Linked DNA regions of Homo sapiens: region 1 is linked to region 2. A link is a loop called in an ENCODE intact Hi-C map of the cell type or tissue named here. Cell type or tissue: endothelial cell of umbilical vein. All regions are shown on one strand. Links, peaks and the distances in the headings refer to the core of each region. The heading gives the core; the rest is flanking DNA.

Region 1 (15,598 bases), core at 4,959-12,958, 110 kb before region 2:
TGATTTGTGGCTAGAATTCCTTAAAACATTGTTTCAGAATTTACAACTATCTCATGAAAAGTCTGATTCCTAAAAGAGAGCTTGTCTCCAGGTTGCTTGCCCTGGCTTCTAATCCTAACATTTCCCTTTATTAGCCAGGTGATCCTGGGAAAAGCTTTGGATTTGGTGACCAAAGGTGGCTAGTCATACCCCCCAGGTCAGCTCTGTCACAGATTAGCCAGGTGATGTTGGGCTTTATGGTTGAGCCAGGTGATGTTTGGAGCTGATGGTTGAGTTTCCTCACTGTGCTCCAAAATCATCAGTCCCTGGGAGACTGGAGAAAAAGTGGTTTGGCAAAACCATAAATGCAAGAAAGCCCAGCACTGATGAGCTGCCTCTGCCCACAAGTGCAATAATATCAGAGCCCAAGTGACCACTAAATGAGAGTCAAAATAGCCATGTGCTCAGTGAGATTCTTTTATACTCTGGCACATAAGCAGGACTTTAGAAAGGAGAAGCTCTTGTCCAGCACCCTCGGGGTTGCTGAGGGTCTCCATGGCCAGAGGCCTGGTCTGCAGCTCCAGCTGAATCATGGATCCTTACTCCTTTGAGGCTCTCCATTGCAGTGAGTCTTCAAGCTCCGAGTCCTACCTGAGCCCTGTCCCTCCAAAACACCCTCAGTGAGCTAGAGGACACACAGGACTGAATCTCATCAGATGCTGCATTAAACTAAGGGAAGATGCTCATTGACTCAGGCACTCTGTCCCACCAAAAAATCACTGAGCTTGAACCCACAGAAAAGTCCATGCCCCAAACTCCAACCGTGTGGGGAGGAATAAAGGAGTAAACTAAAGTTTCACAGGCACAGGCCATTATCTGTGAAAGTACTTTGAACTAGTGGACTGTATAAAAATGGAGAAAACCTAAGGTTTATGGAAGGCCTATGATTTATAGAAGGTGTAATATGTAAACAGCCTCACTTAATCCTTATCCTACTCCTACAACGTAGATACGATCCCACTTTTTTTTTCTTTTTTTTTTTTTTTGAGACAGGGTCTCATTCTGTCACCCAGGCCGGAGTGCAGTGGCACAATCTCAGCTTACTGCAGCCCTGACTTCCTGGGCTCAGGCCATCCTACCACCTTAGCCTCCCAAGTAACTGAGACTATGGGCACGCACCACCACCCCTGGCTAATTTTTTGTGTTTTTAGTAGAGATGGGGTTTCACCATGTTGCCTAGGCTGGTCTTGAGCTGCTGGGCTCAAGTGATCCATCCACCTTGGCCTCTTAAAGTGCTAGGACTACAGGTGTGAGCCACCACACCCAGCCCAACTTTTAAAAAAAAATTTTACAACCAAGAAAACAGGATTACAGAGGTTAATTTAGCCCCATAGTGGGATTTGAATTCAGTTCTGTATGACTCAAAAATGCATTCACTTTCCAGTATCACACCCCATCTTTGGGCCATGCCTGCAGGATGTGGGTTGTTCTCTCCATGTGTATCCAGGTGATCTGACCCATGATTATTTTCAGCCATCACTGGCCATGCAGCTAAAGACACCTGGTGTCATTGCTTTCTTTTCTCTGTTCCTTCTGAGATGAAGTGGGACCATAGAAAATTCCTTCCTAGAATGAGCTACATCAGAAGAGATGATACATGCATGATATGTCAGAATTAATAGGAAACTTTAAAACCATCTAAACTCCTTCACCTTACCGGTGGGATGAGTCAACCCAGGCAGGCTGTGACTTCCAAGGTCACACCAATTTGTTGACGACTGGGACAAAAACCTGGGTCTCTTATTTGTATGATTATTATTATTATTATTATTATTATTATTATTATTATTATTATTTTGAGATGGAGTCCCACTTTTTCACCCAGGCTGGAGTGTAGTGGTATGATCTTGGCTCACTGCAACCTCCACCTCCCAGGTTCAAGCAATTCTCCTGCCTCAGCCTCCTGAGTAGCTGGGATTCCAGATGTGCACCACCATGCTTGGCTAATTTTCGTATTTTTAGTAGAGATGGGGTTTTGCCATGTTGGCCAGGCTGCTCTCGAACTCCTGACCTCAGGTGATCCACCAGCCTTGGCCTCCCAAAGTGCTGGGATTACAGGTGTGAGCCACCGCACCTGACCGGGTCTCTTACTTTTTACTTAATTCCCCTTTCGCTTCAGCATGCTGTTCTACCCACCCCACATATGGGTAAATTATAACAGGGCTAAGAGCTTCAGTAGCATTTCTGAGATCAGGAAGAACAAAACGTCTGAGCCCATCATTCTTTCCAAACACTACAGGACATCTGCCTAAATTTAGCTCCTAACTAACTTGAATTTCACTGTCCCCAACTCCTTGTATAACTGTCCTACTGTGACAACTGAGCTACAGATACAAGAAAGTCCCTAAAATTCCAGGTTGCAGTGGGTTACATAGAAGAGGATGACAGGACGTGGCAGATGAAAAGCAGGAGAAGTCTAAAGCCTATTCCCAGAGAGGAGGCTTTAGTTCAACTGGTATTAGTTGAATTACAGGAATAAAATGTTCCCAGACAGTGTTGGTTGGAGGAGATGGGATATGCCAAGATGACGGTGCTGTGGTGCTGCCTCAGTAAGCTTACAGTAAATCAAATAGAGAAGATAAAATCCACTCTCATAATGCAAGGTGAGAAGCGATCAATGCTGTGAACAGAAGTTCATTCATTCACTGATTTAGTCAAGTATTTAACAAAAATTTCATAAATGCCCTCTGCATACCAAGAGCTGGAGCCCTGGAGAGTTGTCCCAATTCTAAGGATCTTACAATGCAGAAAAGTAAAGTAAATTGTGAATTAGATTTCTCTGATAAGTACTTAATTACAGGGGTAACTATAGGGTAACTATAGAGATACCTCAAAGTGACAGGAAACTGGTTGAGCCATTACAGTGTGCCAGGCACTCTTCTAAGCACTTTCTATATATTTATTCATTTAATGCTCACCACAGCCTTATGTAACAGGGACTCTTATTATTCCCTATTACATGCATGAGGAAACAGAGGCACAGAAAACTAACAGGACAGCCTGGATCCCAAACCGGGCCATCAGGTTCCAAAGCCCTCCCTCTTAACCTCTTGACTAAACTGTCTTTCAGTCACTTGGTGTTCTCCCAATCTGGAGGGAAGCAGCAAGTGATGTCTAGCCTGTTACTTTAAGAACAAGTAGGGGTTAGCCAGAGGAGAAGGAAGAGTATTCCAGACATAGGACTATGGATATTCAAAAGCCCTAAATGAAGAGAACACAGTGTGTTGAGGGAACTAAAGTTAGTTCAAGATGAATAAAGTGCCAGACATATACTGTGCAGGAGTGAGGCTGGAGAAATGACTGAGGCCAGATCGTGAAAGGTCTTAAAATTCTTGTTAGTCTGTTCATTGTTATCCCCAGAGCAATGGAGAGCCAGCCAGGGATTTTTGAGCTAGAGAGTGTCAAAAGTGGATTTGCATTTTACAAACATCAGTGTGGCTGCACTATGGAGAATAGACTAGAAAGGGGAAGACTGTAGTCATCTAGTTGAGAGATGATGGTGGTCCAGGGCAGGATCACTGAGAATGGACCAAAAGGGACAGATTGAAGTGATGTCTAGGAAGTGGACTCAGTACAACTTGATGACTGACTATGGAGAAGGGCTTGCCAAGGCTCCCGCTGGCACAAATGGGAGAATGGTATGCCTGTTTCCTCAGCTGGGGATCCAGGAGGAGGGGCACATTTGGGGATAGCAGGAGGATGGTGATGAATTCGGGTCTGAACATGCTGCGTTTGGAATGTCTGTGGAAGATGTTGAGTAAACAGTTGGCTCCCCAGGTCTGGAGCTGGAAATGGAAATGTGAGAATTGGCAGCTAATAGATAGTGACTAAAGACACCATGGGAGTGAATGAGGATCTCTCAGGAAGTCTGTGGAGCACAGAGAAGAGACCCAAGGGCACACCAACAACAAACACCAGCATGAAGAGAACAAACAAACCTGAGAGGTAATCAGAGGAAAACACGGAGAGCAGGGGTCAAGTCACAGGAGATGGATGGTGACTGTATAGTTCGGACATTTGTCCCCTCCAAATCTCATGTTGAACTTGGATCCTCGGTGTTGGAGGTAGGGCCTGGTAAGAGGTGTGTTGGTCATGGGGCTGGCTCTCTCATGAAAAGCTTTACCATTCTCACTGGAGTGAGTGAGTTCTCACTCATAGTTCCTGCACGACCTGGCAATTAAAAGGAGCCTGGCACCTTCCTCCTCCTCTCTTTGCTCTCCCTTTAATTTGTAAAGAGTAAAGGTTTATTTGGCTCGTGATTCTGATGGCTGGAAAGTTCAAGATTGGGCATCTGCATCTGGTGAGGGCCTCACGCTGCCCCCACTCATGGCAGATGGGGAAGGGGGAACCAGTGTGTAGAGGTCACATGGCCCGAGAGAGAGCTGGAAAAGGCGGGTGCCAGGCTCTTTTGAACAACCTGCTCTCACAGGAACTAACAGAGTGAGAACTCACCACTGAGGGAGGGCATTAATCTATTCATTAGGGACCTGCCCCCATGACCCAGACACCTCCTATTAGGCCCCATTTCCAACGTTGGGCATCAAATTTCAATATTAGCTTTGGAGGGGACAGACATCCAAACCGTAGCATAGCAGACGCCCTCAAAAAAGTGAAAGGCTAACCTAAAGAATGGGAAAAAAATATTTGTAAATCATGTATCTGATAAGGCACTTATAACTAGGATATAAAGACAACCTTATTAAAAATAGGCAAAGGATCTGAACACACACTTCTCCAAAAAAGATACACGAATGGCCAATAAACACGAGAAGGTGCCCAACATCACTCATCATCAGGGAAATGCAAATCAAATCACAATGAGATACCACCTCACACCCACTAGGAAGGCTAAATAAAAAAGACACATAGTCATTTTCCGATGTTTTTTCCAAAAAAGAGATTAAAGGAGAAAAAAAAAGGACAAAAAAACAAGTGTTATTTTACAGAGACATGAAGACAGTGGAGCCCTCATGGGCTGCTAATGGGAATGTGAAGTGGGGCAGTTGCTGAGGAAACTGTCAGTTCCTCAAGTGGTTAAATATAGAGTTCCTGGGACACAGAGGTGGGCCATTGCTTGAGCCCAGGAGTTTGAGACTGGGCAACATAGCAAGACCCTGTGTCTACAAAAAATTTAAAAATTATCTGGGTTTGGTATGTGTGCCTGTAGCCCCAGCTACTTGAGAGGCTGAAGCAGGAGGATCACTTGACAAGCCTAGGAGTTGGAGGTTTGCTGTGAGCTGTGATCGCACCACTGCACTCCAGCCTGGGTGACAGAACGAGACCCTGTCTCTAAAAAGGAAAAAAAAACATAGAGTTCTCATATAACCGAGAAATTCTACTCCCAGGTATATATACCCAAGAGAAATGAAAATATATGTCCACACAAAAACTGGACAGTGGACTGTTAACCGACAATAAAAAAGAGTGAAATACTGATGCAGACTGTGACACGGATGAGCCTCGAAAACATGATGCCAAATGGAAGAAGCCTCACACAAAAGACCACATACTATACGATGTCACTTACATGAAATGCCAGGATAGCCAGATGTACCGAGACACGATGTAGATTTGTGGCTGCTGAGGGCCGGAAGTGGGTAATGGGGGGCTTGGGGGCTTAGGAGTGAAGCTAAGAATTGGGAAGTTTTCTTTTTAGGTTAATGGGAATGTTCTAAAACTGTATGATGGCGGTACAACTCTATAAATAAAAACGCTGAATTTACACTTTTTTTCTTTTTTGAGATGGAATCTCGTTCCCTCACCCAGGCTGGAGTGCAGTGGCAGGATCTTGGCTCACTTCAGCCTCCGCCTCCCGGGTTCAAGAGATTCTCCTGCCTCAGCCTCCCGAGTAGCTGGGATTATAGGTGCACACTGCCACACCCGGCTAATTTTTGTATTTTTAGTAGAGACAGAGTTTCACCATGTTGGCCAGGCTGGTCTCGAACTCTGGATCGCAAATGATCCACCTGCCTAGGCCTCCCAAAGTGTTGGGATTACAGGCGTGAGCCACCGCACCCGGCCTGCTGAACTGTACACTTTAAATGGCTGAATTCTATGGTATGTAAATTATATCTCAACGAAGCTGTTAGAAAGTTTTTCAATGCTGCTTCTTGGTTGGTTAAAACATTAATCCTGACGTCATTTAGTAGTACCTCAACTCCTTTTTGGAAATGCCCAAACCATTTTTTAGCTGGATTAGCTCTAATTGAAGAAGCAAAAGCTCAAATAGTTACCTTTTTTTCCTCTTCCGGCTTTATTGAAGTATAGTTGACAAAAAAAATTATATGTATTTAAGGTATACAATCTCATGATTTGATGTATGTATACATTGTGAAAAGATCACCACAATCAAGTTAATTAGCATACCCATATCCTCACATAGTTACCATTTTTGTCTGTGTGGTGAGAACACTTAGGAGCTACTCTCTTAGCAAATTTCAAGTAGACAATACATTATTTTTAAATGTAGTCACCATGCTGTAGATTAGATCCCCAGAACTGAATGTTTGTACCCTTTCACCAAAATCTTCCCATTCCACCTGACCCCTAGGAACTACGATTCTACTGTGTTTATGAGTTTGATGCTTTCAGATTCCACACAGAAGTGAGATCACACAGTCTTTGTCTTTCCATATCTGGTTTATTTTACTAAGCATAATGTCTCCAATGTTTCATCCATGTTGTCGCAAATGGCAAGATTTCTTTCTCTTTTATGGTGAAATAATGTTTGCAGGCTCCTTGACTTACAATGGGGCTGCGTCCCCATCAATTCATCGTAAAGTCGAAAGAGCGTTAAGTCCTGGATGGTCTGTCTCTGCAGTCACGTGTCACTTAATGACAGGGATACCCTCTGAGAAATGCGTTGTCAGGCAATTTTCTTCTCGTGAGCGTCATAGAGTGCACTTACAGAAACCTAGATGGCTTAACCTACCACTGCACACCTAGGCTACATGGGATGGCCTACTGCTCCGAGGCCACAAACCTGTACAGCAGGTTACTGTGCTGAATACCGAGGCAGTTGTTAACACAGTGGTGAGCACTGTGTGTCTAGACATGTCCACACATAGCAAAGGTACAGTAAGTCAGGCACAGTGGTCCACATCTGTAGTCCCACCTACTTTGGAGGCCGAAGCAGAAGGATTGCTTCAGTTCATGAATTCAAAGCCAGCCTGAGCAACATAGTGAGACCCTGTCTCTAAAAAAAAAATTTTAAATGGCCGGGCGCGGTGGCTCACACCTATAATCCCAACACTTTGGGAGGCCGAGGTGGGCGGATCATGAGGTCAGGAGATCAAGACCATCCTGGCTAACACGGTGAAACCCCATCTCTACTAAAAAAAAAATACAAAAAATTAGCCGGGCGTGGTGGCGGGCGCCTGTAGTCCCAGCTACTCGGGAGGCTGAGGCAGGAGAATGGCATGAACCTGGGAGGCGGAGCTTGCAGTGAGCCAAGATCAGGCCACTGCACTCTAGCCTGGGCAACAGAGCGAGACTCCATCTCAAAAAAAAAAAAAAATTAATTAATTAAAAAATAAAAGATCTATTTCTAAAAAAATTACCAACCAAAAGAAAAACATTTGCAAACAGCTGGAAGACAAGTGTAGAATGTACTGAGTTCATGGGGACACTGAAATTCTGATCTCACACACACACACTTCTCTTAAAAAAGAAACAGTTCAGTAAGAATACGGTATTATAATCTTATGGGACCACTGTTGTGTCTGTGGTCCATCACTGAAACATCGGCAGGCATGCAGTGCATGGCTGTATATATACATAAACACACCCCACGTTTTCTTGATCTGTTCATCTGTCAACAGACGCTTAGGTTGTTTCCATATCTTGGCTATTGTGAATAATGCTGCGCAAACGGTTATCTTTAGGATCAAATGGGACGACAGAGATGGTCACACCCAGCTCACATTAGGAGCTCAGTAAATAATGATTGTATCTGAATCTGAGTTAAGTTACTTCCACCAGTGCAGTGGCGTGACTTTATTTAAACTCAGCACACACATCTCTCTAAATCTATAACCATTTGCACACAAGTGTTGGAGATGTGACTGCAGAATGGCTAGGTCCTGGCCACCTTGGTGAAATTGTAACACTGTCCTGAAAGACAGTCGAGGGGTAAGTTGTTCACATGGGTTTCGGAAATCACCAGGGTGGTGGCGGGGAATGTGACAGGAAGAGGGGGACTAGGGCCCCAAAGCCTGGCAAACGTGGGGGCTGACCAGTGGTCCTTCAGTGATAGTTATAAGGAAAGTATTCTGGCTTATGGCTGGAACCTTGCTATGGTCTGAATTTGTGTGTCCCCCAACCAAAAAAAATGCCTGTACAAAAATAATGCATCTTAATATTAAAAAAGGCCAGGCGCGGTGGCTCATGCCTGTAATCCCAGCACTTTGGGAGGCTGAGGGGGTGGATCACGAGGTCAGGAGTTCAAACCAGCCTGGCCAAGATGGTGAAACGCCATCTCTACTAAAAATACAAAAATTAGCCGGGCACGGTGGCAGCCGCCTGTAATCCCAGCTACTCAGGAGGCTGAGGGCAGGAGAATCACTTGAACCTGGGGGGCGGAGATTGCGGTAAGCCGAGATCGCACCACTGCACTCCAGCCTGGGTAACAAAGCGAGACTCCGTCTCAAAAAAAAAAAAAAAATGCTTTCAATGTGATGGTATTAGGAGATGAGGATTTGGGAATTTATTAGGTCATGAGGGCAGATTAGGACACTATCAGCAAGACCCAGGGAGATCCTTTCTTCCTTCTTCTATGTGAAGTTGCAATGAGAAGTGGCCATCTATGAACCAGAAAGCCCTCACTAGACACTGAATCTGCCAGTGCCTTGATCTCAGACTTCCCAGCCTGCAGACTGAGAAATACATTTCTGTTGTTTATAAGCCACCCAGTCTATGGCATTTTGTTATAGCAACCCAAATAGACCAAGACAAACCTCCCAGGGAGAGCAGTAGGGCCCTGGGCAGTCTTGGGAGCCAGAGGATTGCAGGCGGCAGCTGGGGCCTGTGACATGTGGCTGTTTTACGGAAAGTGCTCCCTCTTCTGTCCATCTTGGGCTAGCCTGGCCATCTAGGTAACAGTCCCTCTGGCACTCAGTCACTGCTCTTATTGGCAGGCTGGAGAGCCTCCCTGTCAGCTTGGTTTGATGGAGAACTTTCCAGGTGCACATAGAAAGGGGCAGAGCACCTTTCTGATTCCCAAGGAAGCAAAGAAAGCAACTTTCATTCTACAGTGGTGAGAGAGCTCTGCCTGGCTCTGTTTTATCCAGGAAGTTTTCCTGTGCACAAAGTGTGCGTTCATAGAGTCGGAGAACAAGAGTGCTCAAACCTGTTGTAGGTGGCAGAACACCTGGAAATTATAGCTTCCTTTGCATAAGATGATGAAACACTGACTTTTCTTTTTTGTTTGTTTTGTTTTGGTTTTTTTGAGATGGAGTCTTGCTCTGTCTCCCAGGCTGGAGTACAGTGGCATGATCTTGGCTCACTGCAACCTCTCCTTCCTGGTTCAAGTGATTCTCCTGCCTCAGCCTCCCAAGTAACTGGGATTACAGGCATGCACCACCATGCCCTGCTAATTTTTGTATTTTTAGTAGAGACGAGGTTTCGCCATGTTGGCCAGGCTGGTCTTGAACTCCTGACCTCAGGTGATCCACCCACCTCAGCTTCCCAAAGTGCTGGGATTACAGGCTGAGCCACCGCACCCGGCCCCCAACACTGACTTTTCTATTTCTCATTGTATGAACCACAATTTAGCTCATAACACATTGATGGATTTAGCATCTAGGTTGGGCAAGAAACATTCTGCTTAATTAAATGTGCATACTGTTATAAATTAATGAAATCACAGCTAGAAGCCTACTGGCTCATGGAGAAAACAAGCTGTTGAGCTACTCAGGGTCAAGTTTCCAAGTGTCTCCATTACTGCTTGTTTGCCAACAGGTCTGGATGTTCTGCTAGTACTTGATGGTAGTCAAAAAAGAAAATGTCGGGGTGGGGCTGGGCACGGTGGCTCACGCCTGTAATCCTAGCACTTTTGGAAGCCAAGGCAAGAGGACTGTTTGAGGCCAGGAGTTCAAGACCAACCTGGCCAAAATAGCGAGACCCCACCTCTATTTTTTAAATTTTATAAAAAATTAAAAATGTTGGGAGAAAAATAGTTCACAAAGTGCTAGTCATTAACTAGCTTTTTTTTTTTTAAGCAAATCAAAAATAAAATAAGCAATACTTGGGGGCTTTGGAATCAAAAAGACCTGGGTTTGGCCAGGGATGGTGGCTCACACCTGTAATCCCAGCACTTTGGGAAGCTGAGGCAGGTGAATCACTTGAGGTTAGGAGTTTGAGACCAGCCTGTCCCATATGGTGAAACCCCAACTCTACTAAAAATATAAAAATTAGCTGGACATGGTGGTGTGTGCCTGTAATCCCAGCTACTCGGGAGGATGAGGCAGGAGAATTGCTTGAACCCGGGAGGCGAAGGTTGCAGTGAGCTGTGATCGCACCACTGCACTCCAACCTGGGCAACAGAGCTAGACTCCATTCCAAAAAAAGAGAGAGAAAGAAAGACCTGAGTTTGAATCAAGAGTATACCGTGTGACAGCAGGCAAGTTACTTAATCTCTCGGAACTGCCTCCTGTTCTTTAAGATGGAGACGATAAAGACCCTACTTGGCAGGATGATTCTCAAGATTAGCATCAATGTATGTAGAGCCCCTGGCACAGTGCCTCACCCTGAATAGGAGGCTTAATAAAGGAGGACAACTCTATGAAAAACATTATGGGGATTTCTCAAAGAACTAAAAATAGAACTACCATTAGACTCCAATCCCTTTACTGGGTATCTACCCAAAGGGAAAAGATGCATGCACTCATGTGTTTATGACAGCACTGTTCACAATCGCACAGATATACTGTCCATCAACCAAGGATCAGATAAAGAAAATGTGATACATACACACACCATGGATATACTCAGCCATTAAAAAAAAGAATGAAATCACGTCTTTTGCAGCAACATGGAACTGGAGGCCATTATCCTAAGTGAAATAACTCCGAAACAGCTAGATACCGCTTGTTGTCACTTGTGACAGCTAAACAATAGGTACATATGAACACACAGAGTAGAAAAACAGACACTGGGCTGGGCACGGTGGCTCACGCCTGCCATCCCAGCACTTTGGGAGGCCAAGGAGGGCGGATCACGAGGTCAGGAGATGAAGACCATCCTGGCTAACACGGTGAAAGCCCGTCTCTACTAAAACTACAAAAAAAAAAAAAAAAATTAGCCAGCTGTGGTGGCAGGCGCCTGTAGTCCCAGCTAGTCCGGAGGCTGAGGCAGGAGAATGGCATGAACCTGGGAGGTGGAGTTTACAGTGAGCTGAGATTGCACAACTGCACTCCAGCCTAGGCAACAGAGAGCGATTCTGTCTCAAAAAAAAAGAAAAAAAGAAAAAGAAAAACAGACACTGGAGACTATAAAAAGTGGGAGGGGGTGAGGGTTGGAAAATCACCTGTTGGGTAAAGTGTTCACTATTTGGGTGATGATGGGTACACCACTACACAATATACACATGTAAGAAAAATGAACCTGTACCCCTTAAATATATAAACTTTTTAAAATTAAAAATAAATAAACAGGCCGGGCGTGGTGGCTCACGCCTGTAATCCCAACACTTTGGGAGGCCGAGGTGGGTCGATCACCTGAGGTCAGGAGTTTGATACCAGCCTGGCAAACATGGTGAAACCCCATCTCTACTAAAAATACAAAAATTAGCCGGGCGTGGTGGCGGGCGCCTGTAATCCCAGCTACTTGGGAGGCTGAGACAGGAGAATCGCTTGAACCTGGGAGGCGGAGGTTGCAGTGAGCAGAGATCACACCACTGCACTCCAGCCTGGGCAACAAAGAGCTAAACTCTGTCTCAAAAATAAATAATCCATCTCAAAAACAAACAAACAAATCTGGCCACTGTACTCCAGCCTGGGCGACAAAAAGCAAAACTCCGACTCAAATAAATAAATAATCCGTCTCAAAAACAAACAAACAAATGAGGCAACAGAGACTCTGAAAAGAGCCCAAAGTCATCCATCAGGTTTGCCATGAGCCAGACGTAGAATCCCAACCTCCAGCAGCCTCCCCACCATGCGTGCTGTTCTCTTCTGCAAACCCAGGGCCTTTCTAAAACGCCCAGCCCGTCCCTGGAGGCCACAGGTTATTGCCTGTGTTCTCTTCTCTTTTGATAGCCAGCCAAGAAGAGGGAACGCAGGGTGACTCACCAGGTGAGCCAGTCCCCCATCCCTAGTGTCTCTTCCTGTTCAAGGAGGCACCTTTTGTGTTTCTTGTTATTTTTATTCCTCCCACTGTGGCTGTGCTCTGCTCAGATAATTCATAAAGGGCGTGCCTGTTGCTGCCTGAGGCCGCAGCTTGAGATGCTGACATCCAGACCACCTAGAGCAGGGAGGGACCTGGGTCCTAAGCCTAGAGAGAACTGCAGGGGAGAAGGGTGGACCAGCTGCCCGCCTCAGGGCTGCGGAGAGCAGGTCTGGGCAGAGAGGAGGGAACTGGGAGTGAAGGGGGTACATGTACCCACTTGTCTGCGAGCCTGGCCTGGCCCTCCAGCCCTCTGGGGAGAGACACCTGGGACTAGGGGGAGACAGGAGCTACACAAAAGAGGACCCTAGAAATGATGCATAGTTTTCACTATCTTGAAGACTCTGTTATTTAACACATGCCTCCCCTGCCCCCATGCTTGAAGGATGTTGGTAGGCTGTCGCTCGTACTTCTGTTCCTGCTCTAAGCGTGCTCTGTTCACGCCCAACACACCTTCCTGGTATGTGGCTCAGCCGGTCTCAGCTGCCAGCCAATCGTTCCTGACCTTCCTATTATGTCACCAGCAGCCAATCAGAGCTTCAGATCAGCACGCGCTCAGCAGTGTTACTACCCTGAGTTGACAGAATCGTAGCCGAGAGCAAAGAAACCACAGCTTTCATCAGCAAGCAGAGCATTTTAAATGGCTTTTTGAAAGCCAAAAATGCTTGCAAGTCGACCTCATTACTACTTTGGGAGAAATCCCAGTTGAGAGCCAGTGATCGAAACTGCCCCCTTTATTTTGCCCAGCAAGGGGAAGGGGCTTGGACAGAGAGGTGCAGGAGTTGTTAGAGAGGCTGGACCAGACACCCCCGGTCAGCTGCCCTCCAGGGTAGTGGTAGGGTGCATGTTTTTATGGGGCCACTTATGTACTCCTGAACTTTCTCTGTGTCTCCACCCCACACTGACTGATGAGCAGTCCACACATGGATGCCAATTTTGCAGAAGAGACGGAGACAGAGTCTGTGCAGCCCCACAGAGGCCAGAAGAGGCACCTGCTTCTCGCTCTCCAGCTCTTAGAGTGCGGGACCAATCACACATCTCCCCTGTGGATTCTATGAGATTGAACCAATTCTTCTTTACCTCAATTAACTGGAATCAAGTTTTCTTACATCGCAGACCAAATGAGGCTTTTCCAAGACTTTCTACCTTGTTTTCTAGGCTTCTCCTTGCCTGGGCCTGTGAGTTCCTTGGCAGGCTTGTCACAGATAGAAGCTCCACACCTCCCAGGTGGCTGCAGTGGCTGTGAGTGATGCTCTTTGCATAACTAGGTGTTCTGCCTGCTTTGTAGGAAATGCGAGCTGGGCCGTGAGGCGTGTAGTCACACTTTCCAGCACAGCCGAGGTAGAGGACCTGACTCCTCTTGAGGCTGAAAGATACCCTCTGCCTTGGTTGCACTTCCCTCACCCCATTCTGATTTTCTCCATTCATGAGAGAATTTCCACATAGTCAGTGGTCTCCTTGCCTTCATTCCCACCTTAGTCTAATATAGGAGTTGGTAAATGATGGTCCTCAGGACAGATCCATACCTCCTGGCTTTGTAAATACATGTGCATTAGAACACAGCCGGGTTCTTTCTTAAATGAAATACTTAAATGTATTGTCTTATGGCTGCTTTCACACTACAGCAGCAGAGTTGAGAAGTTGTAACAAAGACTGTGTGGTCCACAAGGCCACAAATATTTACCCTTTGGCCTGCTGACCCCTTAATCCATCCAACTGGCTGCCTGTGAGTGATCTCTTAAACCTCAGATCGAACCACACCACTCTTCTGCTTACAAAAAAAAAAAAAAAAAAAATCTCTTGGGAGGCCAAGGCAGATGGATTATTTGAGGTTAGGAGTTCAAGACAAGTCTGGCCAACATGGTGAAACCCCATCTTTACTAAAAATACAAAAATTAGCTGTGCGTGGTGGCACACACCTGTAATCCCAGCTACTCAGGAGGCTGACGCAGGAGAATCGCTTGAACCCGTCAGGTTAGAGGTTGCAGTGAGCCAAGATCACACCACAGCACTCCAGCCTGGGCGCAGAGTGAGACTGTTTGTAGATGGATGCTCCTTAGTGAGGCTCTTCATGACGTGGTCCACTCCCTTCCACTCCTCCCCTCCACCCTCTGTCTCTGCTCACCCTCGGCTCTCACATCCTCAGCCATGCCCTTGACCAGGCCGTGCCTGATGGCTAGAATGTCCTTCTCCTTTCACCATCTGTCAAATGTCTGAATATCTCTTAAGACCAAATTCAAATGTCACCTCCTCCTGCACCCCTTCTAGGTGCCTAGCAGAATTACCTGCTCCCTCCACTGTGCTCCTAAGCTCTGTGGGTAGATAACCATCTGCGACCGCAATGACATATTTATGTGTTTCTCTCTCCCACTAGATAGTGAGCTACTGGAAATCAGGAACCTTGTCTCATTGCCTTTTCTGCCCTGCCAGGAATGGAGCTGAACCATTTGGATAAGTCAGAAGCAGACTGTTACAAAAGTGCCAGGAGGACTATAACATCTTGTCTATGCCATTTCTGATAATCAACTAACTGGTTTCTCCTTCTTCTCTAAATTTCCTGGTGTCTGGAATAGCATAGGTACTTGGAAAATGAATGAGTGAGTATGTAATTGCATAAAACATATGTTTTTCTTCTATTCTAACATAAAATTGTGGGAAATACCTTGTCACATTCACTTTGTCATCAAGTACATTCACGACTTTAAAAAGGATTTGGCTGGGTGCAGTGGCTCACGCCTGTAATCCAAACACTTTGGGAGGCTAAGGCAGGAGGATTACTTGAACCCAGGAGTTTGAGACCAGCCTGGGCAATATAGGGAGACCCCATCTCTACAAATAATTTTTAAAATTAGCCTAGTATGCTGGCACATGCATGTAGTCCCAGCTACTCAGGAGACAGAGGTGAGAGGATTGCTTGAGCCCTGGAGGCAGAGGTTGCAGTGACCTGAGGTCACGCCACTACACTCCAGCCAGGCTACAGAATGAAACCCCATCTCAAAAAAAAAACAAAAAAGTTTTCCACCTACATCCAAAGAAGATATGCAAATGGCCAATAAGCACATAAAAAGATGTTCAATATCATTAGCCATCAGGGCAGTGCAAATAAAAGCCACAGTAAGATGCCACTTCACACCTATTCACCCCCACAGGTGTGAAGTGGTGTCTTACTGTGGCTTTG
Region 2 (15,598 bases), core at 2,988-10,987:
CCTATCTCTACAAAAAATTAAAAAATTAGCAGTACATGGTGGTGTGTGCCCTGTAGTCCCAGCTATTCAGGAGGCTGAGATGGGAGGATTTCTTGGGACCAGGAGGTCGAGGCTATAATGAGCTGTGATCACACCATTGTTCTCCAGCCTGGGCTATAGAGCGATACCCTGTGTCTATAAAATGAAAAAAAAAAAAGTTATTCTAATTCCTTACTCTAGAATAAAAATATTACAGTGAGGCTGTCACTGTGCAAGACATTTTTGGAGTTGCCTTCAGTCATAAAATGTACCAAAATAATGAGTTCTATTAATATTTAAAGTTCGTTTTAGAATAGCAGTTGCATTGCCCATCTTCATCACCCTCTTACACCATTTATTAGACCATTGCCAAAATTGTAATTATACTGTCAAAGGATATTTTCCACTATTTAAATGAATATCATTAAAAAAGAAGGTCTTAGACTTTAGAGGAAAACTTTCTTCTTTTTTTAGAGGCGGGGTCTTACTCTGTCGCACAGGCTGGAGTGCAGTGGCGTCACAGCTCATCACAACCTTGAACTCCTGGGCTCAAGGATCCTCCTGGCTTTCTCCTGAGCTGGGAGTACAGGCTCTCACCACCACACCGGCTTTAGAGGAAAATTTAAAGATTTCCAAAGGAAGCATTTTGAACACTGCCAAAATTCTATCCCTGAGTTGTATTTTTAAGAATATTTAATTAAATGCTATTTATTCTAAGCCATGTGGCTAGGTGCCACGTATACAAGGATGAAGGATCTATGGTTCTGCCCCTGAGGCTCACACTGCCCAGCAGAGGAGAAAAAGACATTTAAATATGAATCACAGTCTAGGGATGCAGCCTTTGCTGTGTTAGAGGACGAGCAGAAGCCCAGAGTAAGGAGGATGATTTCAGCCTGGTTGGTATTGAGTTTGAAACAGCACGAACCCTGGCATGAAATGTAAAATGTGTGGATGTACTTGGAGAAGGGTGAAGACAGCAGTGTGAGTAGAACACAGGTAATGGGATGGTTAGTTGGGAGATGAGTTCTGAGGTCAGTTTCCCTCTGAGAAGGTAAGTTCCATGAGAGCAGGGCTGTCAGCCAAGTTCACTGCTATCTTCTCCAAACGTGCAAGAGAGCCTGGCGTGTGAGCAGGTGGTCAACACATGCTGATTGACTTAATGGGAAGATTGTGGCAATTAAATGATAAGATCCTTCACTTTCTGCAGAGGCTTGGACTTTATACTGTGGCCATTGAAGGTTTCTGATGACACGTTGAGATGGGTTTTCGAAAGGTAACTCTGGCCATGGGATAGGCCTGTCCTTCTCAAACGTTTACCCAGAGATCTTGTTAAATTAAGATTCCTGGGCCCCAAAGAGTCTGACTCAGTATGTCTGGGATAGGGCTCGTTAGTTTGCATTTGTGACAAGCTCCCAGCTGCCACTGATGCTGCTGGTAGGTGGCTGCACTTTTAGTAGCAAGGAGAAGGGATTGGATCATTTGAATAAGCAAATTTCCACAAGCAATAGTAAGCATGATGCATTTAGAAAAAATGGTTACCCTAAAGGGCATCTCAGAAGATGAGAGCAAAGTTGTTTTGACATTTGAAATTCTGTCTCCCTCCAAAATACTAGTCTTGGGGTTTGTTTGCTCTTTATTTATTTATTTATTTATATCTTGAAGAAATGAGTTGTTTCCTGTGGCTTGAAGATAGGAATTTGAGGCTGGATTTGTGGCTCACATCTGTAATCCCAGCACTTTGGGAGGCCAAGGCAGGCAGATCACTTGAGGCTAGGAGTTCAAGACCAGCCTGGGCAACATGGTGAAACCCGGTCTCTACAAAAAAATACAAAAATTAGCCAGGCGTGGTGGTGTGTGCCTGTAATCCCACCTACTTGGGAGGCTGAGGCAGGAGAAATGCTTGAACCCGGGAGGCGGAGGTTACAGTGAGCTGAGATCACGCCACTTCACTCTAGCCTGGGCAGCAGAGTGAGACACCATCTCAAAAAAAAAAAAAAAAAAAAAAAAAAAAAGAAGAAGATAGAAATTTGAGACCCTCATGAAATGAGTCAGAAAGGTTCTCTATTTGTAAGGAACGTTTGTTAATTGTAGAACAAAGAAAATGTAACCCAAGGGATAATGATACTGGGGGAGTTTTAAAGGAAGCACCTTTTGAAGAAATTTGTAATGAGATGGCTTTGATGTTTGGTCGCTTTCCATGGTCTTCTACACATGTGTTTTGTATCAAACAAATGTTTATTGAGGCCTTTCTATGGGCAGCACCTGTACACTGGTAGTACACAGAAGTTATGTAAAGGTAAATCCAATAGGTCCTAAATGGTGATATAGCCTAATAGGTAAGATAAAACATGCAGATAAATGGTATATGATAAATGATCATAGCATATACTATATGTCAATATGTAAATAGTATATGTCACAATTTACCTAATATAAAGGTACGTAATATAAAGGTAGAAGGTGACATGCTAAAGAGGTTAAACAGATAACATGTATGAACGTTCAGAAGGAAAGATAAGGACAGATCATTGCAAAGCTCAGCAATCGTATTTTGCACCATGTTAACCTATGGAATGAAGCCCAAGCTCTGTAACCTGTCACTCAGTCATAAGCCCCTGGCTTTAGCCAAAGAGATGGGAAGATTGGAGTCTCAGTGTAGGGCTTTGTGAGTTTGAGATGCGGCAGGCATCTGCACTACTAGCATCAAGGATGTAATTTGAATTCTCAACCTGTGGTGCAAAGAGGCCAGAGATAGAAATTTATGGGGTCTTTTTCTTTGAAGAGATGGTTGCTGGAAGTGATTGAGATTGCTGAGTGAAAGACTGTAGAGATAGAAGAAAGGGCAAATGAGGCTAGATCTTTGGAGAAGATCTGCATCAAGGTGTGTGGAATGAGGAAGCGGAGTCAGGAAGGAGGCTGGAGAGGGGGAACCTGAGAGCAGGCGCCGCAGATAGGAGAGCGCATGCACACCGGAGTGGAGGGGAGCACAGAGGAGGGTTGTAGCATTCATGTTTTGTAAGTAACTACTTATTACAGTGAATTTCTTTGTAAGGTTGGAGTTTTAAGGAGCCTTAGAAGCCTGTAGGTTTTCAGGTCCTTAGAGATGCCCTTTTGGTGTTTACAGAATGTCTTTGGCTCTGGATTTCCAAGCCTGTGTCCAGTGTGAGTAGTAATTATGTCCAGATATGCATTTGTCTTTTATGGAGCCCAGAAAGTTTACAGTCATCCTCGATTCTGTTTCTCTCACATCTCAAACTGTCTGCTAGCAAATTCTGTTTGTTCTGCCTTCAGATATATCTCACATCTGATCACTTTTTGCCATCACTGTGACTAGCACCCTAGTCCACAGATAGCTGCTTTCCCGTTTCTAACTCCATCTCCTTTCTCTCTGTTCTCCACGCTGGTGCTGGAGTGGGCCTTTAAAATGGGAACTCAGATTCTGGCCATGCTCTGTTCGGAAGCCCTCCAGGAGCTTCCCATCTCATGCAGAGATAAGAACTGTGGCTCTTCCATGACCTGTAAGTCACGCTGGCCTCCTCCTGCCTCGGGGCCTTTGCATGTGCTTTCCCGCAGCACAGAATGAACTTTCTTTTTTTTTTTTTTTTTGAGGCGCAGTCTCGCTCTCACCCAGGCTGGAGTGCAGCGGCACATCTCGGCTCACTGCAAGCTCCGCCTCCCGGGTTCACGCCACTCTCCTGCCTCAGCCTCCCAAGTAGCTGGGACTACAGGCGCCCACTACCATGCCTGGCTAATTTTTTTTGTATTTTTAGTAGAGACGGGGTTTCACTGTGTTAGCCAGGATGGTCTCGATCTCCTGACCTCGTGATCCGCCCGCCTCGGCCTCCCAAAGTGTTGGGATTACAGGCGTGAGCCACCGCGCCCGGCCCAGAATGAACTTTCTAATCCTCGGGGATTGTGTCCTCCCTTCCTGTCGTCACTCAGAGGCACCTTCTCAGAGCAGCCTTCCTTGTCTCTTGCCCCTACCTGTGCCTTGCTTGCACTTTCCTGCTTTATTTTGATTTCTCTCATTTGTCTTTCACATACACTAGAATGTGCAGCTCACGAAAAGAGGGAGTTTTGTCTCATTTTGTTGACTGTGGAATCTCCAGTGCCTAGCACAGTGCCTGGCACCTGGGAGGTGATCAGTAAATATATGCTGAATGAATGAGTGCTGTCACAGCCTCTCCTGGCCGTGGTGTTCTGTGGAGACTTTGTCAGGCGCCTTCAGGCATGGTCAGGACTTGGCTTCCTTTGCAGGGAGCAATGCTGGATGCCCTCTTCCCCCACAGCTGCTCAGCAGGCTCTTTCTGCCACTCCGGAGTCACTCAGCCTCAGGCTGTGGCTGGCAGCACAGTGTGAAGTTGCTTTGGTGAAGCTGCAGGTGTATGAAGGCATGTTGGGATTTCAATATGGGGGACTTTTTAGAGTGGATTAAGATGTTTGGCCGGGCGCGGTGGCTCAGGCCTGTAATCCCAGCACTTTGGGAGGCCGAGGCTGGCGGATCACGAGGTCAGGAGATCGAGACCATCCTGGCTAACACGGTGAAACCCCGTCTCTACTAAAAATACAAAAAATTAGCCAGGCGTGGTGGCAGGCGCCTGTAGTCCCAGCTACTCGGGAGGCTGAGGCAGGAGAATGGCGTGAACCCAGGAGGCGGAGCTTGCAGTGAGCCGAGATGGCGCCACTGCACTGCAGCCTGGGTGACAGAGCGAGACTCCGTCTCAAAAAAAAAAAAAAAAAAAAAAAAAAAAAAGAAAAATATTCAAATTGCTTTCATTTTGGTGAACAGCATTTGGAACTTTATTTTGGAATTAATCAAAATGATTTAGAAATTAACTAGAGACATTTAAGACAATCTCTAGTAGTTGCTGCTGCACTCCAGCCTGGGTGATAGAGCCAGACCTTATCTCAAAAAAAAAAATAGAGAAAAGAAAATTGGGATGCCTGATCACTAGTTACTGGTATGAATTGGCTGAAGATCATGGCGTGCTGGATGAATTTTTACTCTTTGTCATACATATTAAGGCACTAATTACACAATTTTAAAAAAGATCTATAAAACATGTTTTATAGTTACTATAGCTCTTATGTGTCCCCATATTCAGGGCAAATAGGGAATTTGGTAGTACCTCTTCCTAAGTGTAGGACTTCCGGAATATTCAAGAATGTAAATGGTGTTATTAGATGGATACACACTCCAGGTTTCATGGGTGACCCCTTACTGCACAGTCCCACGTTATTCAGCCCTGATTCTCCAGCCCTGGTCCCCAGATTCTTCTCTCAGCCACCGTCCCTGCCAGCTCCAAGGCTGAAGTAAACTATTCACAGAATTTAGAATTGAAAAGGACTGTAGCGAATTTTTGGTCCAATTCCCTTATTTTACAGACGAGCATGCTGAGCTTCAGAAAGCAGAGGTGATTGCCCAGGGCCACATGGGAGCTAGAGGTAGACTTGAAACCAGAGTCCAGGTCTTTGGACTCCCCATAGAGTGCTCTCTTGATTACCTCCCTATCCAAAAGTAGTGCACTGGACTCTGGTTGCCTTCCTTCCAGGGACCAGTCTGTGTCCAGCTTCTGTTCTATTTGCAGCTGCATTTCTTTTTTATTTTTCTCTTTTTGAGACGGACTCTTGATCTGTCGCCCAGGCTGGAGTGCAGTGGTGCGATCTGGGCTCACTGCAACCTCCGCCTCCCGGGTTCAAGCTATTCTCCTGCCTCAGCCTCCCAAGTAGCTGGAATTATAGGTGTGCACCAGCATGCCCGGCTAATTTTTGTGTTTTTAGTAGAGATTTGGCCAGGCTGGTCTGGAACTCCTTACCTCAGGTGATCCTCCCGCCTTGGACTCCCAAAATGCTGGGGTTACAGCTGTGAGCCACTGCGCCCAGCCTACATTTCTTTTTACATTACATTGTATTAGGTTGGTGCAACAGTAATTGTGTTTTTTGCCATTACTTTTAATGAAATGTAAAAAGAAATGACAAATGTGTTTTCTTACAGCATAGAGAAATTAAATTCCATTGTTTTGCTTACTTCAGAAACAAGGATATGTAAAGAAAGTATGTAATAACAGAACCGTCCAAACCCTTCAGTGTGTACAGCAATAAAATTCTTTCTTTATTTTATTTTACTTTTTTATTTTGAGGTGGAGCCTTGCTCTGTCACCCAGGCTGGAGTGCAGTGGCATGATCTCGGCTTACTGCAACCACTGTGTTCCAGGTTCAAGCTATTCTCCCGCCTCAGCCTCCCAAGTAGCTGGGATTACAGGTGCCCACCACCACGCCTGGCTAATTTTTGTATTTTTAGTAGAGACAAGGTTTTGCCATGTTGGCCAGGCTGGTTCAAACTCCTGACCTCAGGTGATTTGCCTGCCTCGGCCTCCCTAAGTGCTGGTATCGCAGGCGTGAGCCACCGCGCCTTGCCTAGGATTCTTACAGTTAAATGTTGCAGTTTTAATCTTGAAATCTTGAGAACTGAATTGGATGAATTTGTTCTGATTTTCACTTCTGTTTTCTTTAGCTTTAAACGCCAACTTATTCTGTATCCTGGACTTCAAACTTTGTTTTTATTGTACCACTTCCCCGGCCCTGCTAAAAAGGAACCTCTAGGGACTATTCAGGAGTGTCCATCACTGTAGAGTCAGGTCTGATTTCTGTCTGGCTTATCCTCATCCTCCAGCCCCCTTTATCTTTTCACTCGTATATTCTACTGCTTTCTACTTTGAAAAACTCTGCTTCAGTAAACTCCTGGCTCATGTTGTTTTCATAGCTTGATCACCTTTTACTCTGCTGCCTCGCTTTCCCAACTTTTACTCTTCCCCTCTCAGAAACCTCCTAACTACTGCAAGCAAACCCTAATAATCTTTCCTTTATATTTCCAAAATAATTTTATTTCCTAGTTTATGTTATAAAATGTGTTTTTTAAAAAAAGAAAACTCGGTTTGTGAAGAAAGTCCCTCCCATCTCAAGTTCCTAGTTTTTCTGAGGTAATCACTGTTGTTTATTTTGTAGCCTTCTCCTGCTTTTCATGTCACAGTCACAAAATGGCTGCCTTATCTCCAGGCATCACATTTGCATTCCAGGCAGTAAGACAAGGAGAGAGAAAATGAGATATCATGAGCCATATCTGGCCTTTTTTAATTAAGAAAAGCAAAAACTTTCCCAGAAGCTCAAAGCAGACTTCTGTTCCTGTCTCATTGGCCAGATCCGTATTACATGGCACTCCTAGTTAGGAGAAATTGTGGAATAGAGAGCATTCAGCTTTCTCAGTCCCTCTAGTGGAGGCAGTGGGAGAAGGGAATTGGGAGTATATTTTGAGTTGGCCATTGGATTGTGCCTACTGCACATAAAATGTTGTTTTCATATTGGATTTTGATAAATCCATTTTATAATAAGCCACCTTACTACATTCTCCTGTTTTGAATAATTTTTCAGTTGTTTGCCTTCCCAATGTATTGTTTTAGAATTACGAACATTTTGCTTTTTTCATTTCAGCTGTTCTTAAGTGTATCAAGAAGCTTTCAATTGCCAGTAATGGAAAACTTATTCTAATGAATTTTTTAAAATAAAAGGAATTTAGTGATTCACATAGCTGAAAAGTCTGAAGGTCTGGTGGGCTTCGGGTGCAGTTTGACTCAGAGGATCATGGTGTTCTCAGGTTCTGCCTTCATTTCTCTTGGGGTTTTCTTGTTATGTGGCCCTGTCTTTGGGCTGACTTCCACCGTGGTAGCAGCTGGCGACATAATGTTAGCCAGGGAGAATGTTTCTTCTGATAGCTTTCTTGGGCTTTGTTCCAGAAAGTCTGCAGCTAATGTCTGTGAGTCATGTGCTCCTTCTTGAGCCAATCACTGGGATTTTCTGGAATGTGTCCTCCATATATTTGGTTGTGTTTCCATCAGTGTCTCCACTTCCTTTATTGCTGTTTAGTGCGGCATCCGTTTCCGGGATTGCCTCACTCTTCTTGAACTTCATTTCTTCCCTGAACTTTGCTATCTTTTAATCTCCCCTTGTTGTCCTGTTTCTTATTTGAGTTCCTGTTTCAGGGAGGCTATGCCTATTTTTTAAAGTCTCATAGAGAAATATTGGTTCAGGCTGGGCGCAGTGGCTCACACCTGTAATCTCAGCACTTTGGGAAGCCGAGGCGGGCAGATCACCTGAGGTCAGGGATTGGAGACCAGCATGGCCAACACGGCAAAACCCCATCTCTACTAAAAACACAAAAATTAGCTGGGCGTGGTGGTGGACACCTGTAGTCCCAGCTACTCCAGGAGGCTGAGGCAGGAGAATCGCTTGAACCCAGGAGGCAAAGGTTGCAGTGAGCCAGGATCATGCCACTGCACTCCAGCCTGGGCAATAGAATAAGACTTCCTCTCAAAAATAAATAAATAAATAAATAGATAAATAAATAAATAAATAAATAAATAAAAGGAAAAATGTTGGTTCATAACTTTCCAATTCTTTCCAGCATAATCTCTCTGGCTGTCTGGTGTGTCTTCATTGACCTTTTCTTGGCAATATTCCTTTCCTTCCTTTGTCCTGTACCTTATTTGCATTGTCTGTGATGGAGCCTTTCTCATGATGACTCAGTTTTCAATGTGGATCGTTCTTTCTGCGTTACCAGCCTGCTGAGTGGTTGTGACTGGGAGGAGCTGGGGTGGAGTCGGGGGGCACTGGCAACCTTCATTGCAGTCAGCCGCCTCAGAGAGCTTTCTTTCCAGCCCTCCATCCTGAGGGCATTTCTTCTCTCTAGGACAGAAGGAATTTTGACTGCTGCTCACACTTTGTGTTTGAATCGATCAACTAGCAGGGTAGTGTTCAGTTTTGTAAAGAATTTTGGCTATCATAATCCTACAATTCAGCCCCACAGCCACCCTGATGACACTGAAATGCATCATGGGCTGCTTTTGTTGCTGTTTGGTATTCAATCTTTTTCTCAATCTATTGGAAACAAGGCCGAAATGAAAGTTCAGTTAACATAAAGTTTAAGAGTCTTTCCTTTGGATCCCAACGTTATTTAATTTTTTAATTTTTAAAGCTAAATTTAAATGATTTTTCCACTCAGATTCCACATGCTTCCAGTACTTGGAAGCATGAGAAGTATATATGTTGAGTTTATGCCCAAGTTCCCAAATAGATAATCTTTGAAACCTATAACATTTACAATATTAAAAACAAAACAAAACAAAAACAACAACAACAAGAAACCCCACCATACTGGGATAGAGATATGCTGAAACTTACAAAGTAAAACTAAAATTTTGAAACTGGGTTACTTCATGATTTGAAGAACAGTGTACTTTGTAGAACAAAGGAAAGGATTTTCATAGCAAGTGGGAATCCAACAGAAAGGGTAGAAGCTGGCATTGACAATGTGTCTGCTAGCACAGCTAGCACTGGGCTGCGTTTCAGAGTAAATAAGCAAAGGCCTTTGCCCTCAGGAGCTCTTGGTTTGGTCTACAGGGGAGATAAAGCCATGTGTAATTATAGTAGGCCATATTAAATGCCATGAGAAAAGTGGTATGATCAAAGGAGAATGGTCAGGCTGTATCATTATCCAAATTTTTCAAAGATGCAGAAGTAGATCAGAGAGATTCTGTAACACGCCTAAACTCACGCAGCCAGTCTGTGGCAGAACCAAGATCAGAACCTGCTTCTAGCTAACTGCTGGCTGGCAGGATGGGAAATTTTTTTTTTTTTTTTGAGATGGAGTCTCGCTCTGTCGCCCAGGCTGGAGTGCAGTGGCGCGATCTCCACTCACTGCAAGCTCCGCCTCCCGGGTTCACACCATTCTCCTGCCTCAGCCTCCTGAGTAGCTGGGACTACAGGTGCCCACCACCACGCCCGGCTAATTCTTTATATTTTTTAGTAGAGACAGGGTTTCACCGTGTTAGCCAGGATGTCTCAATCTCCTGACCTCATGATCCACTAGTCTCGGCCTCCCAAAGTGCTGGGATTATAGGCGTGAGCCACCGCGCCCGGCCAAGATGGGAAATTTTAAATAGTTTTACAGTTTACGGAACTCTTGTTCTTAGTAATCAGTTAAAATTCACTTAATCTGCTCATGCAATAATCAATGGGTTATAGCAAATACTTTGTTTGTGTCTACTGAAGTACTGTGTTTAGAATGCCGCATTCCTCAAACCTGCTTTGAGATCTTGTTCTTTTAAGGGCCCATGCCAATGCCACTTTTTTTATGAAATCCCCAAGTCCCTTCAAAATAGGATTTGAAGCTGGGCGTGGTGGCTCACGCCTGTAGTTCCAGCACTTTGGGAGGCCGAGCCGGGGGGGATCACCCAAGGTCAGGAGTTCAAGAACCAGCCTGACCAACATGGAGAAACCCCGTCTCTACTGAAAAATACAAAATTAGCTGGGCGTGGTGGTGCATGCCTCTAATCCCAGCTACTCGGGAGGCTGAGGCAGGAGAATTGCTTGAACCCGGGAGGTGGAGGTTGCGGTGAGCCGAGATCACACCATTGCACTCCAGCCTGGGCAATAAGAGCAAAACTCTGTCTCAAAAAAAAAAAAAAAAAAAAAAGAAAAAGAAAAAGAAAAGAAAACAGAAAAAAAAAAAGAAAATAGGATTTGTCCTCCCTCTGCCTTCTATTGTTTGTTTGTAGGTCTTATGTTCTGCCCTCTGTGATATACTCTTCAAGGACAGGGACTGTGTCTTACTCATCTTTGGATCCCAATCCCTTCTGGGCCAGTGGAGTGAGATCTTCGTTAACGTGGCACTCTATTCATGTTGTTTGAATGCCTTGCTTGCTGTATGTCTAGGGTCCCAGACACAAGTAAATAATTCTTAGAGGCATGGAAATTGTATATATATTGGGTTTAACTTCTAGGTGTTCACCTGTATCATGACTCTGGGCAGGATAGTTGTGCCTGACGCCTGGAGGTGCTGTATGTGTGTGGTGTTAGGTACCTATGTTGGATGTTTCTGCTTCTGGGCTCAGCAAAATTCTTCTCTCAATAAAAACAATTCTAGATGCTGTACTTTGTCTAGTGTCTTCTATTAGCAGCTGATAGCACTTTTTGGCTCTTCAAAATATTTTTGCATTCATTGACTCAGTGCGTTTTATAAGTGCATATCTGACAAATTATTTGGACTATTTTCTTTTTGTTCAATATTAACTAAATATGCATTTATGAGTGAGAATTTAGGGCATGGATTTTCTCACTCATGAAGAATAGCGTGCCACATGCCGGCTGGATAAAAGGAAAGATCCAGGAATAGTTCGCGTATTCTGTTTCCTCTGTGTCCTTCCTAGTTTGTAAAATTGTCAGCTGGCTCTTTAATTAATCATGATATTAAAACAGCAAACATATTGCAGTGATCTGTCAGAAGAGGACTGGAAGGTGTCAGGCCCTGTGTTTGGTTAAATATTACGAAGAAGGCTTCCGTTTTACAGGTCAGCTTTCCAAGGTACAGCATGTTGGTGTACCTTTCCTTTGTGGTTCCAGACCAAACTAGAAATGTTCTAGCTTGTACTTTGGAAGCAGTTGTGCCTTGAGAGCAGCTATAAATAAAATATGGTAGTTTGATTATTGCTTTGGGGAGTAGACAGTCCTGAACGTGCAGGTGCAATGCTGTATTTGCTCATTTCTCTCCCTCTTAAAAACTTGTTTTAGCCGGGCATGGTGGCTCACGTCTGTAATCCCAGCACTTTGGGAGGCCAAGGCAGGTGGGTCGCTTGAGCCCAGGAGTTCCAGTCCAGCCTGGGCAACGTGGCCAGACACAATCTCTACAAAAAAATACAAAAATTAGCCAGGTGTGGTGGTGCACATTTGTAGTATCAGCTGCTCCGGAGACTGAGAGGTTGGAGGATCGCCTTTTTTAAAGTCCCGGAGGTTGAGGCTGCAGTGAGCTGGGTTCATACCACTGCACTACAGCCTGGGCAACAGAGCAAGACCCTGTCTCAAGAAGAAAAACTAACAAAAAACTTGTTTTACTGAGAAAATGGAGAAGAGGGAGCTGGAAGAATCATTTATGTAGATACCATGTAAATTGGCATCACTGCATCTAGGATCATAATTTTCTTTATGGCAGCCTGTACCATAGGGCACAGGCATTCTCTAACCTTAATCCTTGAATAGTTTCGTAGAACACTGCTAGCCATTCCAAAGTAATAGGATTACACCTGAAACTTTTATGGGTGAAAGGGTTAGTCTCCTTAACCCTCTAGTAGCCAGACTCACCTAGAACTAGTGACAGCCAGGAGTTTTAGATCTCTTCATTTTACGGAAGAGAAAGCCAGATTCCTCCTAGTTAGCAGCTGTTTTGCCTCAGTGTTCTCTCCAGAGACACAGAGAACTTTGGGTTAGTTAAGATCCTCTCACCATTGTTCCCTGTAATTGTTATTGTTAATTCATACCAGCAGGAAAATGAGCCAAACAGTATTCTTCATGCCCATTGTTAAGATTAAAATGTCTCTTTTTTATTTTTTTGTCTTGGGAGGTGAAGCTCTCATTTGCTTGCCACATTTGTAAGAAAAACAGCATAAACCCAGGAGCCAACCCTCCTAGAAATACCAGTTACCGTCGTGTATTCTATAAAACATGACATTCTGTCTTGAGATTGCAGTGAATGGCGGCCTGTGGTTGGGTGGGGAAGAGTGGAGAGGGAAAAGAGGAATGATCGGAGTCCTTGGATTTTAGGGCTCGGGCAGACAACACAGAGGCTGCCGAGATGGACATCCAAGCTTAGAGAGGTGGAATCACTTGATGAAGATTGCATGGCTAGCAAAGGTTATGGCCTGGGAACTGGATTTTTCTGACTCTGTATCCAGTGCTCTTTTTGCTAGAAAGCAGTGTGAAGAGTACAGAGGGCTCAGCTTGGGAGGCCCGTCACTGCTCTCAGCTCCAGGCTGGCCTTCCTTACCTCCTTGCTGCCTACTCCCAGCCTCCCTGCAGACGCTCTTAGGACAGTCCTCTCCTCCTCGGGTCAGTCCTTCCTTTCCAGACCCCCTCTTCTCTTTCCTGGCATCTGAATGCCTGACCAGGGCCGTGCTTCGTTGTTGCTGGGGTCACAGTCATCTTGCTTCTCTGAGAGCCTGGATTGTGGCTAGTCCTCAGAGCCTGGCTAGAAACCTAGTTCTTTCTCAAAGCCATCCCTGGTTCTCACATGGTATGGAGCTTTGAAGTGACTCCCAGTGCTTACCTGGCTTGCTATGCGAGTGGCCTGCTTTGCTGTGGTGAGAACTTGGGGTGTGCTCTCCCTCCCCTCGAGAATGCGACACCACACACTGTCAGACCCTATAGGAGTTACTGACCTCAGCTACTGCACCCCAGTGGACATCTCAGCTCTAGAGTTTGACAGATACGTTGAGGGCTTAGCCACAGCAGGCTGAGCTCTGCCAGCCCCTTCTGCAAAGATCCCCAGCTCAGGTGCTCCTAGCCTGTTAGCCTTCCAGCCTAAAGGCCCTGCCAACACCAGCACCCCTGGGAACTCCTCTAGCCTCCGGGGGCCTTATATGTCACCGTGGATCCCTCCCTGTGTTGGACACCATCTCTGGAGAGAACCACTCATATAAAAGGCACACCTCAAACTTAATCAGATGTCACTTTCCACAGAGGCCTGCTTCCATCCTAAGTGAGCAACTGGACTTTAATATTTGGGAAGCACTCCCTGTGTGGTGAATGGACCTCGTCTGTCGTGTGTGCTCCCTGGTAGGCCTGTTCTCATTATTCTCCCCTCCTTAGGGATCATGAGCCTTTGTATGGCAATAGACCATGTGCTTCAGGAAATCATACTTTGATCATCTCTTTATTGTAACCACGCAGAGCATCACAAAGCTGTGCACCTGCGCTCCCTCCTGACTTCCTTCATTCTTCAGTTCGCTCCTTCTTTTAGGCTTCTCGCTTTCCTCTGTTCCCAGCTTAGATTCTGGAGCTCTCCCTTCCCATTTGTTCTTTCAAGAAATGTTTAGTGGTCACCCACCAGTGTCAGGCTTTGTGTTAGGTGCTGGGGAAACAATGATAAGGCAAAACAGCACGGATGTGAATGGGAGGGAGATGGCCGTTCATCAGAGGAGTACACAGGCCTGAAATGACACCTGCCTGCGTCCTCTGAGGGCAGGCTCCTATGCAGTGAGACGAGTCACTAGAAACCCCCCGCCACCAGCCGGAACCAGACACAAACTGGAAACCCCACTGTTTCCTCCGGCAAATGCTGTCTCTTCTTAGGACCCCTTAGTCCCCGCACTCCCCACCCTATGTGGGGTAAACAGGAAATCCTGCCTTGTCCATTTCTGGGCTCACTGCAGTCAAGTGTTGGTAGGTTTATCCATTTCAAGTCCTATTCCAGCTACTGGGTGTTGATAATTTAAGAAGATAGGCTGAGAATGGGGGTGGTGGGTTTGGTTTGCCCCTTCTGTGTAAAGCAGATGGGAATTGTTTAAATACAAATGACCAGGTGGTGCCATCCCTGTGGGAAGGAAGCCAGGCTGTTTGTTAGGTGGGCTCACGTCGCCCCCTAGTCCTGCCCACGAGCAACTAACTCATTGGGATGTTGAACTCTGGTGGGTATGAAAAGCAGCCAGGTGCCCTCCTCAGTTCAGTTCAGAATCTCCAGGGTAGTGGTCCTGACCCCTAAGGGGAGGGGAGCTTGCAAAAATTACGTGGGTAGCTATTTTCAAACGATACTGCTAAGTGTAGTTATTTCCTGGGTGTAAATTCAAAATTCATCTACTGCAGATTTACCAAATTATCCTCCTGGACACCCATGGCTTTCAAAACCTCCTGGGTGATTGTAATGTATGGCCACGGTTCAAAACTGCTCTAATAGTGGGTGGATTTCTGTTGGCCCTAATAATGCCAATGGCCTCACAAATAGAAGCCTCAAATAGAAGATCCACAGGAGGATAAGGTAATGCTGGCAAACTCATCCTTGGAAAAATTGAATTGTTTGCATTTCAAAAAGAATTTTGTGGTATTGGCCATTATTTGACTTAATTGAATATTTTTCAACAAAAACCGTTTATTCTAGTTAATGTTACTAAATATAGTTGTGTTGGTGATGAAATAAAATCTAAACCACCTGCTTGTTTTATAAAGATTCTGTCTTCTCTCACTGGGGTTTCAGGCCAGTAATTAATCCAGGACATGTTAACTGTTGAATGCCTGCTCTTACAGGTATTGGGCATAGACAAAGAAAAATATGGTATGGGTTTCATTTCAAAGAGATCACCGTGTGATGAGGAAGGTGGATTTGTTGAAATATTTTAAGATACTTACAGGTGCAGGTTAATAATCTTAACATTGCAAATGATCTTTTTCTCATACCTCGTTTTATTTGCCTGCCTTTTGCAAAGCTAATAAGGTAAAATTCATGCCTTGCAAGTTAACAGGAATTGTGGACTCTAAAAACTCCCCTTATTTTTAGTTAAAAGTAAGACCCTGGGTGCAGTGGAAAATCACAGCTTCTGGTCCCAGCTCTGCTGCTCTTTGCGTGAGTTTAGAGGAGCCAAGGAGCCTGCTTGGTATCTGTTTCCTCATCTCCGCATTGTCGCGAGAACTGAGAAAGAAACAGGATATGCAGAAGATATGCACTGTGCCATGGAGTGTGGCACTTAGTATCCTTTGTTGTCTT

What was found. Hi-C counts contacts between places; a loop is a spot of excess contacts. Peaks named below come from ENCODE experiments on the same cell type or tissue, not always from the same donor. Only the 100,000 strongest peaks of a DNase experiment are listed, where the experiment ranks them.
Region 1: it touches region 2 in a loop (4-fold over the local background); 3 of 110 quality-filtered maps call a loop at or near these places.

The regions. Positions count from the first base shown.
Region 1 is chr3:11,767,974-11,783,571 of GRCh38, reverse strand. It overlaps a transcript of TAMM41 not described here. Among named protein-coding and RNA genes, the nearest start is that of TAMM41, 71 kb to the left of the region's middle. RefSeq lists an enhancer at 8,923-9,217. In endothelial cell of umbilical vein, for the core only: a CTCF peak has its summit at 9,100 (motif pointing left); DNase peaks (open chromatin) are centred at 9,101 and 12,931.
Region 2 is chr3:11,654,275-11,669,872 of GRCh38, reverse strand. It overlaps a transcript of VGLL4 not described here. Among named protein-coding and RNA genes, the nearest start is that of VGLL4, 18 kb to the right of the region's middle. In endothelial cell of umbilical vein, for the core only: a CTCF peak has its summit at 7,277; a DNase peak (open chromatin) is centred at 7,882; H3K27ac peaks cover 785 bases.